2 separate regions of the Homo sapiens genome follow, and region 1 is linked to region 2. Evidence: chromatin loops called from intact Hi-C (ENCODE). Cell type or tissue: heart left ventricle. All regions are shown on one strand. Each heading gives the region's core, and the rest is flanking DNA. Links, peaks and the distances in the headings are about the cores only.

Evidence for each region. Peaks named below come from ENCODE experiments on the same cell type or tissue, not always from the same donor. Only the 100,000 strongest peaks of a DNase experiment are listed, where the experiment ranks them.
Region 1: it touches region 2 in a loop (2.2-fold over the local background); 2 of 110 quality-filtered maps call a loop at or near these places.

Annotation. Positions count from the first base shown.
Region 1 is chr3:71,563,616-71,566,427 of GRCh38, forward strand. All of the region lies in intron 2 of FOXP1 (forkhead box P1), which reads right to left. Among named protein-coding and RNA genes, the nearest start is that of FOXP1, 19 kb to the right of the region's middle. In heart left ventricle, for the core only: no CTCF peak of the experiment used is centred there; no DNase peak of the experiment used is centred there.
Region 2 is chr3:71,422,296-71,425,107 of GRCh38, forward strand. The region is part of intron 3 of FOXP1 (forkhead box P1); the gene reads right to left. Among named protein-coding and RNA genes, the nearest start is that of MIR1284, 120 kb to the right of the region's middle. In heart left ventricle, for the core only: a CTCF peak has its summit at 1,259 (motif pointing left); a DNase peak (open chromatin) is centred at 1,406; H3K27ac peaks cover 673 bases.

The DNA of each region.
Region 1 (2,812 bases), core at 230-2,729, 140 kb after region 2:
GGTCTTCAATATGTAAATTTTTCTACATTTCAGAATATGAGGATATATGTAACACAGTCTCAAACCCAGAGGAGACTTTGTAACTCTATAAACAGGGTGTGAATTCACTTATTAAAGATATTTTCCTTGCACCCAAGGTGGAACGTCAAAGACAATGTGACCAAATGACAACTGCAATCCTGTGCCACTCGACAAGTAAAACCGTGTTTTCAACACTGTCTCAAAAAATGAGGGCTTTCCTCTCTCTCACCTTTCCTAAGGAGCTGGGCAAGCTGGTGCCAAACTGCCGTATGACTTCATCTCTGAAATCTGAATGGCACGTGTGAATACCCACAGTATGCCAGATTATCAGTAAGGTGATAATGCTTGTATATTATACCTGCTTGGCACCATTTGAATGAGGTTCCCTCAGGCCACTTAAGGTTTCACTTCCTGTTACTTGCACCTGCACTAATTTCAGAAGCAAATAAAAAACCCAGCAAAACCGTATTTTAGGACCTTATTCAAAAGCAAACAGACAAAAACCAAAGCAAGTCAACACAAACCCCAAAACACAGCAATAAGGTAATTAACCTGATGTTCCAAAGCTCATGCCACATATACAAGGTAGGCTTCCTTCAGTTTTTTCGTAATCTTTGCAAAGTTCTCATCCGTTATCTGCCTTGGCTATTTAATGTGACTTTTAACCAATAACGATACAATAGTAATAATCAGAAAAGCTAACATATATAAAGCTCCTGTATTTGCCAGGCACCCTGTGTCACATTCCACATGGATTATCTCATTTAATCCACCGAACAAATTGATGAGGTAAGTTCTTTATTCTGTCCTTTTAAACCCACACAAACATACACACACATTTATGGAAGATCAAGGTAAATCAGAAAGGTTAATAAGCTTTGAGTCACCCAACAAGTGTTAAAAGTCTCTGGTTGGCCGACCTTGAGTCGCTGCCCGTAACTACCACGTTGCAGTGTGACTGACACACATGACCACATTGGATGAGGATTTGGTTACACCCTTGGCCAGTGATGCAGGCTGAGATTAGCAACACTCTTTATCCCTGGAGTTAAATGTCAATTACAGAGTTTTCTTAAAAATTATTTGTAAGTGGGAATTTATATTTCAGTGGACGGGCAGACAATCATTTTGGGGAAGTTATTTCCATAACATTTTTGGAGGATGGAAATTGAAAAGAGAAAGAAAATAAATCAAATCATTACAGGCAGTGGCTCAGGCCTGTAATCTCAGCACTTTGGGAGGCTGAGGTGGGTGGATCACCTGAGGTCAGGAGTTCAAGACCAGCCAGGCCAACATGCTGAAATTCCGTCTCTATTAAAAATACAAAAATTAGCAGGGCGTGGTGGTACACGCCTGTAGTCTCAGAGGCAGGAGAATCTCTTGAACCCGGGAGGCGAGGTTGCAGGGAGCCGAGATCGCACCACTGCACTCCAGCCTGGGCGACAGAGCAAGACTTTGTCTCAAAGAAAAAAGAAAAATGAAAGAAGTCAAATCATCCACTGAGGAGTTAGGGGCTATACAGATACCAATGTCTTCTGTCAATTTGTCCATAGTGGAGTGTTAGGGGTTAAAAAAAGGATGAGAAATGATGGCTTCACGGGCTTCAGACTACCAGACCACATTAACCCACGGGCAGGCCTTCTATAGGGATACCAGGCACACTGCAGCAGGAAGGCAACATTCCTTATTGGTACCTTTGAAACAGTACTTTATTGTTAGGATATTTTATTTTGGTTGTTACCAATTCGTTGTGTAAAACTCGTTGGGTAAGAGAGAGTCTCTGCTAAATACACATATTTGGTGGCAGTGATGGGGGGGGAGCTAAACAGACTCTTAATAAGAAATTCAAATCAAGAATTACTCAAGACGACACCTGCCTTCTGGCCTAATGGAAAAATCAATCTGTCAGGTCTTAATTAAGTGCTCAGGCTAGAAAGAAAAAGCGGCAGCTTATACTTGGTATAGTACCTAGTATATTTTCGGTAGTCAAAATGTAACTAAAAGCCGTATTTGTTGCAGAAATGGTAACTATGCATAAAGATGGCCCATTTGATCCTGGGCGGCCATCTATTTAGTAAATAAAAGGTTGAAGCAGATGAATCTCATAAGCTTGTTGACAAAGATCTCTACGCATAATGATGTTGGGTTTGGATGTTTAAATGATGTTTGTATTAGAATGCCCAACTGAGGATGTCCAAAAATAAGGTAGGGGGTAACGCTGGGTGATCACAGAGCAATACTTTCTGCCCCAGAAGTCATTTGGGGTCGATAAAGGAGTACATGAGAGAAGAGGTGAACAAATGAGATATAAATAAATCAACGAGTGAATCAGTCAATAAATGAACACAGATCCATGTGTTACTTCCACAATGGCCAAGGAAACAACCAATTCTCCACTCTATTGTGTATAATCTCCCAAAAGCGCACAGGTATATGAACATCCACATCTCTCACTGACCACCATGACAGCAGTTAAAGATTCTGCCCGAGCCGCTCCTCATGCACTCAGCACAGATGTGGCTGAATGTGCGTCTCACGGGGGTTATGATCACGGTAGGGAGTGACAGTTGGCAAATGTGAGGTCCCTCTTCCCAACCTGCAAAGCAGCACAGCCAGTTTATTCTCCAACTGCCCTGACAGAGGTGGGGAAATAGAGACATTGAAAACGGTGAGTGGATTACAAGTTAATAACTGGTTTGCAAATGGTGAGCTGTCCTGAGCCACATTCTCGTTCCCCAAGGAACTCAACACCAGACACCTTGCCAGGGAAAAATAATACAGACAGACTACG
Region 2 (2,812 bases), core at 5-2,504:
CTATTAGAAAAACTACATACAATCCAAAATGTTCTAGTGCTCCTTAAACCTAAATGCACGTGAATCACCTGGCCATCTTGGCAAAAGACTGATTCAGTCGGTCTGGGGTGGGGCCTGAGACCCTGCATTTCTAATAAGAACTCAGGTGATGCCGCGGCTGCTCGTTTGAGGACCACACTTTGAGCAGTGAGGGCATGGGGTCCCTCCCCCACGTCCTCACCTCTCTTCTCACCCTTCCAGTGAGGTCAGGAGAGCCCACAACTGAAAACAGGTTTCCACCTGAACAAGGCTGAAAACTTGTTTCAAATGAATCTGAAGTGTGGGGAAATAATCGAAAAGAAAGCCAAAAAGAATAATCGCCCAAGCTGCAACAAGTCCTTCCAATTAAACAGAGAAGGAACTCACTGGTAGTGCTGTACAGCTCCCACACTTCAGAGAAGGATCTAGGGGACAAACTTAACCAATGGAAGAAAAAAAGGGGTGAATGCCCTCTCTCTTGGCTGTGTAAGCCTTGAAATTCTTTCATCTCAGTAAGAGTTACCTACCATTTCTGGGTACACACACACACAAGCGCGCACACACACACACACTCACACACCCCTTCTTTCATATGGAGAAAACACAAACCAAAACTCCAATACAAACCCCCATGTGTAAGCTAAGACAAGTCAAGATTTCCTTGGAGAAAACTAAAACTCATTCAGGAGCCAGGAAAGAGCTGCCTGAAGCCCAACACCCAGCCCAATATCTGAGGCCTCCAACTCTCCAGCTGCTACAGGCAACCCAGTAAGATGCCAATGTCTCTGGTTCAACAGGTTTAGAACACCTCCAAGTCCCCAGAGACAATTTCACATCTTCAAAGCTCTCACTGAGGGTGAATTTATGAATCCACACAGCACCTACAAGTTCTTCCTTCCCTAGGTGCTATTAAGCCCATTTCACAGATGAGGAAGCAGAGAGAGACATAAGAATTGTGGCAACTTGCCAAGCGCATCGCAGAGCAAGACCAAGCGTGCATCCAAAGTGAGAAGGCTCCAGGCTCCCACTCCCAAGACCAACCCAGCCACTCAGAACATCCTAGTCACAGGCCCTGAAGCGGTGTTCCTTTGGCAAAGACAGAGGTTCACCTTGGACTTCTGCCAAGGAAAAACACATTAGTCCTAAAGGCGTGTCCTCTGTCTCCCCTCGCAAACTGCTCAACTTTATAGGATATCCGGGATTAGACCAGCTTCTCCTCACACAAAGAGCATCCCCCTGCTGGCTGGCATGCTCAGACATGGTTCTACCAGGGGTACAAAGCAGACCTGACAAAGAATCATAGGCCATAGAACCAGAATTAGAGAGGTAGCTGGCCATGGGGCCAACACAGGGGCCTCCCAGGCTGGCCTGTGTGGATTTCTCAGTCACGTTATCTGCATCCCAGGCACACTGTATCTCCCACCTCACTGAGCCCTTCAGCAACCCTGGCAGGGAAGTGCTATTATGCTCCCCCGCCGCCCCGCCCATTCTATGTGTGATCTAGCTGAGCCTGAGACATCTTCAGTTGTATTTAATCAGCTTGTCTTAGGTCACATGATTTCATGAATGGCCCTAAATATACCCGCAAGTCCATAAAGATGCACCAGCAGAAATATATTTCTATTTTTATTTCTTACTTATTTTATGTACATATTTATTTTTTAGAGACAAGGTCTCCTTATGCTGCCCAGGTTTATCTGGAATTCTTGGCTTCAAGTGGTCTTCCCGCCTCAGCCTCCCAAGTCGCTGGATTATAGGCCCAAGCTGTCAGGCCTGGCTTAGAAACATTTCTAATGCTAACATTTCTGCCAGAATGCCAACCTTTTTCAATAAGTAACAAAGAACTGCGCTGAAGGATGGTCCTTTAACCATAGTCTCACCAGCAGCAAGAAGGAAGGGACAATGATTTTGGCGACCAGGCAAACAGAGGCATCACCTCCTCTGCAGTCAAACAGGGAAGATCATAAATCCCAATTTGGGCTTTCAAGTCATAATTAGGATAATGTCCATCTTTTGCAAGCTCTGGCGATGTTGCAAGCACTGGGTAGGGCGCCTTCCCTATCTCATTTGTAATCCCCACCATAACCTTGCAATGTTACCAATGAGGAAACAAGTGCTTTGCCCAGTGCCCACAGCCAGGTAAAGAGGATTCCATGTCTGGTTCTCCTGACTCTAAATTTGTGATATTTCCACCACACCACACCATGGAAATTAGGTGGTTCTGTAAGAACACTGGGGACCACCATGCCTAAGAATCATAAAATGCAGCTAACTTCCAGAGGTGTATTAATCAAACCCAAAACTGTCAGAAGGTTTTTAAAAACCCACAAAAATCCGCACTCCAATTTTGCCACTAATTTCCAAGCCATCATAGGAAAACCACCAAAACAAGGTTGGTGTCACTGCCGAGCTGAAGAAGTGGTCCTCAGAATTCATCCAGCAACTGCTGCCTATGCTGGGCTGGCTTCTGTCAGCAAAAGTGGAGGACACAGCCCTGGCCTTCAAGAATCCAATGTTCCCATTGGAGAAGCCAAACACTTTCATGAAACAACGTCCAGCCTGGGGTGGGAGGAAGTCACAAGCCAACTGTAAGAGGTAAGGAGTGATCAAGAACAGGGAAAGCTTTTTCTAGGAAGAGGGAAATGTGTATGGCAGTTGCCATACTCTCAGTGTTTACTCAGAAAAAGAAAAAAAGCACTATCTTGAATTTGTATTCATATACTGGAAATCTACTAACTTGCAAGTGTCAGACAATAATCTACAAGGTGTCTTCATTTTCCTGTTTTTTTTTGTT